Linked DNA regions of Homo sapiens: region 1 is linked to region 2. Evidence: chromatin contacts called from ENCODE Hi-C or POLR2A ChIA-PET data. All regions are on one chromosome and are shown on one strand. The core of a region is the stretch at or near the end of the contact, and the rest is flanking DNA. Distances in the headings are between cores, read along the strand shown. Region 1 holds the start of NOB1 (NIN1 (RPN12) binding protein 1 homolog). Region 2 has its middle 49 kb from the start of MIR1538.

Region 1 (6,101 bases), core at 438-2,937, 240 kb after region 2:
AGATTTAGGAGCATTCTGGATTTCAGATTCAGTATGCTCAACTTGTAATTGTAGTAGTCTATGAGGAAACAAAAAGCATGTGCTTAATGCATAATACATGTCAGACTGCTGTTATTCTCCAGAGTCATCCATAATAAACACTTAAAATTTCCTGAAATTAACAGAAAGATGTCTCCTGCTACCCTGGTACAAGGAACACTAGGTATATTGCTCTTATTTCCTAAAAAACAGACATTAGCAGCAACGAAAATTTACTGTGCACTTACTGTGTACTAGGCACTGCATTAAAAGCTTTATGTGTTAATGCATTTCATCCTTTGCCATTCTTCAAAAGTACTATTAGTATTTCCTCGGAAAGATTTAGTAAGTTGGCAAAGATCACAGAGCTACTAAGTTGGTGGAGAAAATCGTAGAAATCACAAACAGAGGAGGTAACATCATCTCCACTATCAGCCTCTAACCTCTAAAACACTTCCAACCACTGAGGGGCCTTTCCTGGGTATCACCTTGATTCCCAACAAGAGAACAACGCTGACTCCTAAGCCAAGAGACAATTCTTTAATTTTCTTTATTTCTTATTTTTTTTGAGACAGAGTCTCGCTCTGTCGCCCAGGCTGGAGTGCAGTGGTACGATCTCGGCTCACTGCAACCTCCACCTCCAGGTTCAAGCAATTCTCCTGCCTCAGCCTCCCAAGTAGCTGGGATTACAGGAGCACACCACCACGCCCAGCTAATTTTGTATTTTTAGTAGAGGCAGGGTTTCACCATGTTGGTCAGGCTGGTCTCAAACTCCTGACCTCAGGTGATGCGCCCGCCTCGGTCTCCCAGTGCTGGGATTACAGGCCGTAAGCCACCGCGCCCAGCTTAATTTTCTTTCACATTTAATACAATGCAAAGCATTCCCTTTTTAAAGCTCTGCCAGGTGCAGATCTTTGTATCCAGTCATCAGCCCAATCTACTGAAAAGAAATGGACGAGAGTAATAGCAAGAGATCCAAACTCTTATTTTAAATCCAAATAAATTTATTGCTTGTCTGCAAAGTGCTTGACACTGAGCTGACTGCCATATTCCTCAGTTCATGCTCACAGCAACCTTGGAGACAGATACAATTATTATTCCCATTTTGCGGATGAGGTAAACGAGGCCCAAATTTGAATGCTATGCCCGAGAGCATACAGCTAGTTACTGGAGGACTCCAGACCCAGGAAGCCTCTCTCCTACCACAATCTCCTAGAAAGTGCTGGCTCTAAATCTACTGCTCTGATAAGGCAGCTAGACCCCAACTCGCACCCAACTGGGTGCCATCTGCGCCCTGGACCCCAGCTTCCCGTCAACGCTAGGGCAGAGGCACTCACCCAGCCGCACGTATTCCGGTAAGGGCTCCTTGAACCGCAGCTCGTAGGGCAGGACAGCGAGCCGCCTGCGTGTGGCCTTGTCCCGAATCTCAGTGACCACCTCCCGGATGGTGTAAATGTTCTTCCCGATGTCCTGCGGACAGAACGCCCCAGCTCAGACCCACCCGCACCAAGCAACGCTCCGCGCGACTCCACGCACTCCGGGAGGGGCGGCCAGCCCAGATCTCTCTCGTCCCGGAGGGAGCTCCCCGTACCTGCAGAGCCGCATGCCGCAGGAAAGCCCCAGCATCCGCCACAACGTGCTCCACTGGAGCCATGTTGGCTGCGTGAGAGGGGAGCGCGCATGCGCACGGAGCTTGCGCCGGCTCCTATGTCCAAGTCTGGGCCTCTGGGAACCAGGAAGAGCAGCCGCGACTTAGCTGCGCCTCCTGGCGGCCGCGCCAGCACCTCCCTGCTCTACTCGCGCGCATGCGCAGCGACGCCGCCCGCATAGCCAGAGAAGTGTGGGCGGGGTCAAACCTTGGGGGACACCTGGGAAATCGGCTTCAGCATCTAGACCTTAGTGCCTTCTTCACCTTTGAAGATAAAACCTGCCAGGTGTAGTGGTGCGCGCCTAGAGTCCCAGCTATTAAGGAGGCTGAGGCGAAAGGATTGCCTGAGCCCTGGAATGTGAAACCAGCCTGGGCAACATAGAGAGACCCCCATCTCTTCAATAAATAAATAAATTTAAAACCTGTATATATTCTTATGGTTAAAAGTCAATCAATACAGATTACCTAATTTCGTTATCACAGCACCCCTATGAGATAGGTACTGTTTTTTTTTAAAGGCTTAAAATGTATTTTAATAGGTCGATGCTGCATTACTGCTCCAGTTCTCAGAAAAACTCCAAATATATCAGAGACAAATCAAATACAATACACCAATGGAAAAAAAAGGCACAGCATGACTACCTAAGATAGGCGAGTCTAAGAGCTACTGTCAGACCTTCAGTATACAGTAACCCTGTTCCCAAGATTGTACTAGGCCTATCAAGAAAAGCTGTGAACAGCAGTATCATAGACACAAAAGGGTCATTCCTGGGTGTCCTCACCCAAGAAAAAGATGGAGGCAAGTTAACACAAGATTTTTTTTTAAAGATATACTAAAATGAAAATCTCTAAGAGAAAATGTCTTCTTTAGGACATGAAGGGGTAATATATGGGATATAATAGAACCGTATGTACGTTGCCTGTGACCTTTGTGGACGTTTACCTGAATTCTCACCTGGGAGTGAATGGAGCAATGCGGCTAAGGTCATTGGGGGATGTTTGGTTTTTGTGGTGTATGTGGCAGTTTCTCTGGGACTGGGGGAGTGTAAGGATAAGAAAGCAAGTGAGGTTGGGCACGGTGGCTCACCCCTGTAATCCCAGCATTTTGGGAGGCTGAGGCAGGGGATCACGAGGTCAGGAGTTCAAGATCAGCCTGGACAAGCTTGAACCCGAGAGGCAGAGATTGCAGTGAGCCGAGATCGTGCCACTACACTCCAGCCTGGGCGACAGAGTAAGACTCCATCTCGGGGGCAGGGCAAGCAAATGAAACAAGATGGACAAAAAAAAAAAAAAAAAAAAACAACAAACAAACCAAAAAAACAGAATGATCAAGATTAATGGGCTCTAACTGGATCTACTTTGCCATGGTTTCCCCAGGCCCTCAACAATCACATTTGAGACTTCAGGAATGCACCACACAGAACTGATTAAATAATATACTACATAGAATTGACTTGTTTAATACCACCCCTCCCTTGTCCTCTGCCTCCAGCATACTCCCTAGAGTAGTACAGGCAGGGTAGATCTAACTATTGGAAGGAATCCCTAACACTTTTCCAGGGTAGAATTCTGGCTGGTCCAAAAAGGGTCCTTCTTTTAAGGGTTTTGAGAAACTAGACACTGCAACTTATTAGTATCGGCGACGTTTGTTTGGAGCAAATTCAGCTCCAGGAGCTGCATGGTTGAATGCAGGAGGAGTTTCACCAATTGCCCCAATTCCTTCCATTGTAGCAGCCTGACCAAAGCGTTCAGTTGTTGGTGGGGTCAATCCCAAAGTTCCATCCGGCATCATAGTGGCAGGTCCTGGAGGAGCTGGGGTACCAGCTGGCACAGGAGCAGGGGTCAAGGCACCTCTGCTGTTTATGCCCATAGCACCTCCCATAGCCATCTGACCCATCCAAATCTCCTGCTCTCTCACATCAGGGAAGGTTCCCTTGAATCCTTCCTGCTGTGGCTGCATCATTTCTTCTTGCTGCCGCCGCATCTCTTCTTCAGGGCGCCTGCGCTCTTCCTCCTGCCTGAGCTCCAGTTGCTTTCGTTTTTGCACCTCTTGGTTGTGCAGCTCTTCCATCCTCCGAAGTTCTTCTTGGCGCCTCATCAAATTCTGTCTCATTAGCATGACCTGGTGCTTATGGCGTGCAGCCTCCATCTCCATCTCTGGCTTCTCACGAGCCTCTTTGATGTTGCGGTCCACTTGGTCCTGCTGCTGCTTCTCCATCTCAATGAGTGCCTTCCAGCGCATGGCATATTCATACTCAAAGGAGCCAGGCTGTGCAAATCTGGGTGGTTGCTCTCGTTCCTTGTGAAATTGCTGGTTTTTTATAACCAGCTTCTCTGGAAGTCCCCCTTCATCATCTAACTGGTCCATGGGCTCCATAGTCACAGGACGAGGAAATGTGGTTAGCAGGAAGGAGCCTTCACTGCGTCTGTCCAGAGCTTTCCCAGCAGCTGGCTTCCCTGAGAACTCAACAATGCCTTTTCCTGAGGGCCTTCCTCGATCATCCACAATGACTACAGCCCTCTCTACCTGGCCAAACACAGAAAAGGCTTCTTCCAGCACTTCGTTGGACACATACTGAGGAAGGTTTCGAACTGTAAGGGATGCACTATGGCAGGAAAAGCGCACACGCAGCTGCTTTCCACAGAGTGGCATATTGTCCAGCTCCACTTTCGCAATCTCCGCTAGGGTTCGTGTTTCCAAGCGGATAAAGCCAAATCCTTAATCCTTATGAATGAAGACTTCGCCTGCCTTTCCATATTTCTCAAATAGTTTCCTCATTTCTTCCTCAGTGATGTCGGGAGGAAGATTTCCCACAAAAAGACGGCTTCGTTGGGTGAAGGTCTTCTCTCCTGGTTTTCTAAAATTCTTCAGGCCAAATAGTCAAAGCCTTCATTTTGGCTGCTGGCCTGTTGCCCATTTGCAGGTATTGGCGGTGGTGGCGGCTGCAGCTGTTGCTGCTGGTGGTGATGTTGATGATGCTTTCTTGGAGTATGGTTTTGCTTCTCCAAGTTAAAAGTTTTATTACTCTGCATTTTTGCACCCTCAACTTCGATTGAAGACAGCAAAGTGCCTCCCACTTCCCTCTAACCTGGACTTCTCCTCTACCGACTGGTCTCTCCTCGGAGTAACGGCGACGCTACACGGCCTCTCCCGTCCCGAGAAAAGCTTTTTTTTGTTTTGTTTTGTTTTGAGACGGAGTCTTGCTCTGTCGCCCAGTCTGGAGTGCAGTGGCGCGATCTCAACTCACTGCAAGCTCCCCCTCCCGGGTTCACGCCATTCCCCTGCCTCGGCCACCCAAGTAGCTGGGACTACAGGCGCCCGCCACCATGCCCGACTTTTTTTGTATTTTTAGTAGAGACAGGATTTCACCGTATTAGCCAGGATGGTCTCGATCTCCTGACCTCGTGGTCCACCCGCCTCGGCCTCCCAAAGTGCTGGGATTACAGGCGTGAGCCACCGCGCCCGGCCAAGATAGGTACTGTTTTACAGACAAGGGATAGCTAACTAAAGCCACTAGGTGTAGCTGACATGGTCAGTAAGTGGTGAAAATAACGTAACACCCAGACAAACTGATTCAGAGCCACTTTTTTCTCTCTTCTCTTCTTTTTTCTTTCCTTTCCTTTTCTCTCTCTCTCTTTCTTTCTTTCTTTCTTTTTTTTTTTTTTGAGACACGGTCTCTCTCTGTTGCCCAGGCTGGTGTGCAGTGGCATGATCATAGTTCACTGCAACCTTGAACTCCCAGGCTCAAGTGAGCCTCCTACCTCAGCCTCTCGAGTAGCTGGCACCACAGGCCCACACCACCATGCCCAGCTAGTTTTTTCATTTTTACTTTTGTAGAGATGAGAGTCTCATCATGTTGCCCAGGCTGGTCTGAAACTCCCAGGTTCAAGCAGTCCTTTAGCCTTGGCCTCCCAAAGTGCTGGGATTACAGGTGTGAGACACGGTGCTGTCCCTGAGCCACCTAATTATCCATTCTGTTATACTGACTGCTGCTTATGTGCCTTCACTTCATTTTGAGCAACGTGGGGCCAGAGTCTGTCTAATTTGTCTTAATAGTCTCACCCCACCTCCCTAAGCAACACACATAATTTGGTAGCAAATAATTCCTTGCTGAATTGAACAGAAGGTGTATTTAGTGACTTCTACGTTTCCTTGCAAATCTGAAATTTTATGATTATAAGATCCGGTGAATTTTGCTGAATGTCGACTTGGGTCTTCATGCAAACTTTCTTCATGAAGTCTTCACGCCAGCTGGATTCCTCAATTGTCATTTATCTGTCCTACCCCAAAAATCCTTCAGTGCTACTGAATATTGCCTTTCAGCAATTACCCAAATTCAGTCTTTCTCTTTTTTTGGGGTGGCGGGAAGGGGACTGAGTTTTGCTCTCGTCGCCCAGGCTGGAGCACAGTGGTGCGATCTCAGCTCACTGCCAC
Region 2 (6,566 bases), core at 891-3,390:
GGTGTAGAAACAGGCAAAACAAGTTCATGCCATTCAGAGTCAGGCTAGTGATTGCCCTTGGGCCGAGTCATGGCTAGAAGAGGACATGGGGGGCTCCTGGGTGTCCTTGAGTAAGCTTCTGTTGCTTGACTTGGGTGCTGGTTATATGAGTCTGCACAGTTTGTGAAAATTCATTGAGTGGCACATACTTCTCCCTATTATCTATTATATGCTCCAGTGAAAAGTTTTTCAAAAATTAATGTTAGCCCTCACTCCTCCTAAAACAGGTTCCTCAGCCCAGCCCCACCCCTGGGAATTCTTTGCCAGCCATCTTGCTCACATCTCCCTTCTCCCAGTTCCCAGGCTCTGACACGCCTGTCTCCCTCACCTGCCAGGGAAGAACTCAGTGCAGAGGAATTTAGTTCTCAACCTCTACCCTCATCTAGGCTGCAGGATGAATCCAACTAGAAAAGACTTATTAATGACCTAAACCATGGAGCCAAGCAGCCCAGGAGAAATTCCTTTGCTTCCTTACAACCACAAAAATTGCCATGGGCATTTTTTTACAAGCAAAATTTGTCTTCCCTTTACAGAGATGTCAGCATATTCCCCTTCTACCACCCTGAGTTATCCCTTCCATCTTCTTTGCTTGAAAGTGGTGGTTGCAGCTCACTTCCTTTGCCAAATCTGGGAAGCAGTGACTTGCCTAAGAGATTGTTCTAGTGCTTCAGCTCAGGCTTGAGGGTCCCTTGGCTGAGCCAATCCTCAGACCTCAGCAAAGCCTGGATGGAGGTGTATGGGGGAATGGGGGTAAGAGGACAGGGGAGGAAGGAACAGAAATATGGTGGTGAGATGAGAGTAAGATACAGAACTCAAGGACAAAATCCCTGCCCTGCCTAGTCTTACCGAGAAGTCTAGAGGAATCCACATCTAAACTAAGCAAGAGCACTATTTAATTAAGCATTTCTTATTTTCATCTGATGGGTCAAGTTTCAGTCCTCTTGTTACTTGACCAATGGGAAGCATTTGACACAGTCAACCTTTCCCTCTATCTTGAAACGCTCTTCAAGTAAGTTTCTTCTTACCTCCTTATTTTATTTTATTTTATTTTTTTGGTCTGCTCCTGCGGGTTCCTCCTCATCTAAATGTTGGAGTGCCCCAGGGCATGATCCTTAGACCTCTCTTCTTAAGCTACTTTCACTTCCTTGATGACTTCACCCACTTTTGTGACTTTAAAAAATACCATCTATACCCTCATAACTTCCGCATTGGCGTTTCCAGCCAGCTCTCTCCCCTAAACTTCAGAACTGCTTGTTGAACCACCTACTCATCTCCACCTAGGTCCCTAGTAGGCATCTCAAATGCATCATGTCCAACGCTGAGCTCCTGATCCCTCCTCCAAACCCATTCCTCCCACGGTTATCTCAGTAAATGGCAACTCCATTCTTCCTGATGCTCAGGCCAAAAACCTGGGTGTCATTCCTAACTCCTCCCTTTCTCTCACCTCCCACCTCCAAACTGTCAGGAAATTTTGTTGACTTAACTTCAAAACACAGAATCCAACTACTCTTGCCACCTTCACTCCCTCCATCCAAGCCACCATCAGCCTCCACCATTATTCACAGCATCCCTGCCTTGTGCTTCCTCAGTCTGCTCTCAACACAATGGCCATAGTCGTACTGTTTTTTTGTTTGTTTTGTTTTGTTTTTTTTTGAGGTGGAGACTCGCTCTGTTGCCTGGGCTGGAGTGCAATGGCGCGATCTCAACTCACTGCAACCTCCACCTCCTGGGTTCAAGCGATTCTCCTGCCTCAGCCTCCCAAGTAGGTGGGATTACAGGCATCTGCCACCACACACGGCTAATTTTTGTATTTTTAATAGAGACAGTGTTTCCCATGTTGGCCAGGCTGGTCTCAAAGTCCTGACCTCAGGTGATCTACCCGCCTTGGCCTCCCAAAGTGCTGGGATTATAGGTATGACGCACCACACCTGGCCCAGAGTTGTACTGTTAAAATGCAAATGTTAGGGCTCAGAAAATGATACCCCAAAGTATAGTGCTTTGGCAGGCTTAGTACTTTGAACTAAAGGACATTAGAAGGCCTCAGAAGCAAAGTATCTCTCTGACATTTTCTTGCCCTCCTATCTCCTGCCCCTTTTTCTCCACTGAAGTGAGTCATAGAAACCAGAATTCCTCTTTCTCCAAGCCACATCATAAAAACTAGAAACCTGGGTGGGGCAAAGTGGCTCACGCCTGTAATCCCAGCACTTTGGGAGGCCAAGGTGGGTGGATCACCTGAGGTCAGGAGTTTGAGACCAGCCTGACCAATATGGTGAAACCCCGTCGTTACCAAAAATACAAAAATTAGCCAGGCGCGGTGGCACATGCCTGTAATCCCAGCTACTCGGGAGGCTGAGGCGGGAGAATGGCTTGAACCGGGAGGCGGAGTTTGCAGTGAGCCAAGATTGCGCCACTGCACTCTAGCCTGGGCGACAGAGTGAGACTCTATCTCAAAAAACAAAAACAAAACACCCAAAAATGTAGAACCCCTCTCCCCCAAAGTGATATTTCTCCCCCTAGAAATATCACTCACTCTAACCTTCGCCCACCTTTCTGTGGAGGAGCTGGCCATTAAGAAATTCTCTGACCTCCCTCATCTGAGAGTAAGTCATAAGGCCCTCTTTCCAGAAAGGTCCTACCCTATATCTGAGAGGAAGAAATGCTACACAGAAAGGCCAAGAAGAATCGGCACAGACAGGCCTTGCTAGGTTTCCCCCTCAGTCTGTTTGCATTAGATCATACCCCCCTTGACTAATCACATCTCTACACAGCCGCCCATTCTTCCTTGAAGCTAAGCAGAAAAATGGACAGTTTTCCCGGGGTGTTTAGGTCTTCATTTCTGAAGTTCCCTGTGTCATGTAAAACTTTGATTAAATATCATGCTAAAAACTCTCAATAAACTAGGTATTGATGGGACGTATCTCAAAACAATAAGAGCTATTTATGACAAACCCACAGCCAATATCATACTGAATGGGCAAAAACTTGAAGCATTCCCGTTGAAAACTGGCACAAGACGGGGATGCCCTCTCTCACCACTCCTATTCAACATAGTGTTGGAAGTTCTGGCCAGGGCAATCAGGCAAGAGAAATAAATAAAGGGTATTCAATTAGAAAAGGAGGAAGTCAAATTGTCCCTGTTTGCAGATGACATGATTGCATATTTAGAAAACTCCATCATCTCAGCCCAAAATCTCCTTAAGCTGAGAAACAACTTCAGCAAAGTCTCAGGATACAAAATCAATGTGCAAAAATCACAAGCATTCCTATACACCAATGACAGACAAACAGAGAGCCAAATCATGAGTGAACTCCCATTCACAATTGCTTCAAAGAGGATAAAATACCTAGGAATCCAACTTACAAGGGATGTGAAGGACCTCTTCAAGAAGAACTACAAACCACTGCTCGACGAAATAAAAGAGGACACAAACAAATGGAAGAACATTCCATGCTCATGGATAGGAAGAATCAATATTGTGAAAATGGCCATACTGTCCAAGGTAATTTATAGATTCAATGCCATCCCCATCAAGCTACCAATGACTTTTTTCACAGAATTGGAAAAAACTACTTTAAAGTTCATATGGAACCAAAAAAGAGCCTGCATTGCCAAGACAATCCTAAGCCAAAAGAACAAAGCTGGAGGCATCAGGCTATCTGACTTCAAACTATACTACAAGGCTACAGTAACCGAAACAGCATGGTACTGGTACCAAAACAGAGATATAGTTCAACGGAACAGAACAGAGGCCTCGGAAATAATACCATCTGATCTTTGACAACCTGATAAAAACAAGAAATGGGGAAAGGATTCCCTCTTTAATAAATGGTGCTGGGAAAACTGGCTAGCCATATTTAGAAAGCTGAAACTGGATCCCTTCCTTACACCTTATACAAAAATTAATTCAAGATGGGTTAAAGACTTAAATGTTAGACCTAAAACCATAAAAGCCTTAGAAGAAAACCTAGGCAATACCATTAAGGCCATAGGCATGGGCAAGGACTTCATGACTAAAACACCAAAAGCAATGGCAACAAAAGCCAAAATTGACAAATGGGATCTAATTAAACGAAAGAGCTTCTGCATAGCAAAAGAAACTACCATCAGAGTGGACAGGCAACCTACAGAGTGGGAGACAATTTTTACAATCTACCCATCTGACAAAGGGCTAATATCCAGAATCTACAAAGAACTTAAACAAATTTACAAGAAAAAAAATCAAACAACCCCATCAAAAAGTGGGCAAAGGATATGAACAGACATTTCTAAAAAGAAGACATTTATGCAGCCAACAGACACATGAAAAAATGCTCATCATCACTGGCCATCAGAGAAATGCAAATCAAAACCACAATGAGATACCATCTTACACCAGTTAGAATGGCGATCATTAAAAAGTCAGGAAACAACAGGTGCTGGAGAGGATGTGGAGAAATAGGAATGCTTTTACACTGTTGGTGGGACTATAAACTAGTTCAACCATTGTGGAAGACAGTGTGACAATTCCTCAAGGATCTAGAACTAGAAATACCATTTGACCCAGCCATCCCATTACTGGGCATATACCCAGAGGATTATAAATCATGCTGCTATAAAGACACATGCACACATATGTTTATTGCGGCACTATTCACAATAGCGAAGACTTGGAACCAACCCATATATCCATCAATGATAGACTGGATTAAGAAAATGTGGCACATATACACCATGGAAATACTATGCAGCCATAAAAAAGGATGAGTTCATGTCCTTTGTAGGGACACGGATGAAGCTAGAAACCATCATTCTGAGCAAACTATCACAAGGACAGAAAACCAAACACCACATGTTTTCACTTATAGGTGGGAATTGAACAATGAGAACACTTGGACACAGGGTGGAGAACATCACACGCCGGGGCCTGTCGTGGGGTTGGGGGAGGGGGAAGGGATAGCATTAGGAGATATACCTAATGTAAATGATGAGTTAATGGGTGCAGCACAGCAACATGGCCCATGTATACATATGTAACAAACCTGCATGTTGTGCACATGTACCCTAGAACTTAAAGCATTAAAAAAAAAAAAAACCTTTGATTAAATAAATGTGTAAGGGCCAGGCGTGGTGGCTCAGGCCTGTGATCCCAGCGCTTTAGGAGGCCAAGACAGGCGGATCACTTGAGGTCAGGAGTTAGAGACCAGCCTGGCCAACATGGTGAAACCCCGTCTCTACTAAAAATACAAAAATTAGCCGGGCGTGGTGGCGGGCACCTGTAATCCCAGCTACTCAGGAGGCTGAGGCAGGAGAATCGCTTGAACCCAGGAGGCAGATGTTGCAGCGAGCCCAGATTGCGCCATTGCACTCCAGCCTGGGGGACAAGAATGAAACTCAGTCTCAAATAAATAAATAAACAAACAAACGTGTTAGGCTTTTCTCTTGTTAACCTATCTTTTGTTATAGGAGTGTTGGCAGTGACCTTTATGATGGGTGAGGAAAGGCATCACACTTTCCCACCCCACACTAGGCTACTCAGAATCCTCTACGAGCTCCCCATTCCACTCGGAATAAACACCAACACCCTCGCCAGGCTCTGCAGGCCTCCACAGAGGCTGGTGTCCTCTTCTCACCTCTCTCACTGCATTCCTAACTATGCTTGCCTTCACTTGTCCTCCTCCCGTCACGCTGGTCCCCTCGTTGTTCCTTGAGTGCAGCAGGCACACGTCGGCCTCTGTGCCCTTGTAGTTTCCCTTCCCTCCATTTCAAATGCCCTTCCCTTTCCATGCCTCAGTCTTCTTAGCTCTGAAGTTTGGTATCACATTCCCAGTAAGGCCTGCCCTGGCCACTCTGTGTGCAATTCTACCTTTTCTGACACATTCTCTATCTCCTTTCTCTGTCTTATTTCTCAATTTAGCACTTATTGCTATCTAATACAGTTTTTTTCTTTTCTTTTTTTTTTTTTTTTTTTTTTTGAGATGGAGTCTTGCTCTGTCACCTAGGCTGGAGTTCATTGGCGTGATCTTGGCTCACTACAACCTCCTCCTCCGAGATTCAAGCCATTCTCCTGCCTCGGCCTCCCAAGTAGGTGGGACAACAGGTGTGTGCCGCCATGCCCAGCTAATTTTTGTATTTTCAGTTGAGACAGGGTTTCACAATGGTGGCCAGGCTGGTCTCGAACTCCTGACCTCAGGTGATCCACTGCCTTGACCTCCCAAAGTGCTGGGATTACAAGTGTGAGCTACCACGCCTGGCCTTAATATAATTTTTTTACGTATTTATATTCTTTTTTTTTTTTTTTTTTTTTGAGATGGGGTCTCATTCTGTTGTCCAGGCTGGAGTGCAGTGGCATCATCACAGCTCACTGCAGCCTCAAACTCCTGAGCTTAAGCCATTCTCCAGCTTCAGCCACCGGAGTAGCTGGGACTACAGGGACACAGCACCACTCCAGGCCAATTTTTATATTTTTTGTAGAGATGGGGTTTCACCCTGTTGCCCAGGCTGGTCTCTAACTCCTGGGCTCAAGCGATCTACCCGCCTCAGCCTCCCA

The links. A loop is a pair of places that touch in the nucleus more often than their neighbours do. ChIA-PET counts read pairs that join two places held with the same protein, here RNA polymerase II (POLR2A). Pooled maps may share reads with other maps.
Region 1: a map with no recorded cell type shows a loop between it and region 2 (9-fold over the local background). The contact joins the promoter of NOB1 here to the enhancer-like site in region 2. A Hi-C loop is called at or near these places in 2 of 37 single-sample maps with no recorded cell type and 2 of 50 pooled maps. POLR2A ChIA-PET finds 5 or more read pairs at or near these places in 2 of 52 experiments (BJ and activated CD4-positive, alpha-beta T cell).

Annotation. Positions count from the first base shown.
Region 1 is chr16:69,753,239-69,759,339 of GRCh38, forward strand. It overlaps NOB1 (NIN1 (RPN12) binding protein 1 homolog), which reads right to left and starts at 1,688. Exons shown (of 9, transcript NM_014062.3): 1 at 1,610-1,688; 2 at 1,356-1,488. The coding sequence starts at 1,672. It also overlaps the pseudogene NONOP1. RefSeq lists enhancers at 734-1,357, 1,358-1,980.
Region 2 is chr16:69,513,336-69,519,901 of GRCh38, forward strand. No RefSeq gene overlaps it. Among named protein-coding and RNA genes, the nearest start is that of MIR1538, 49 kb to the right of the region's middle. Within about 2 kb of position 2,141, at least 4 of the 41 ENCODE cell types and tissues checked have a DNase peak (open chromatin) inside an H3K27ac peak, as active enhancers do.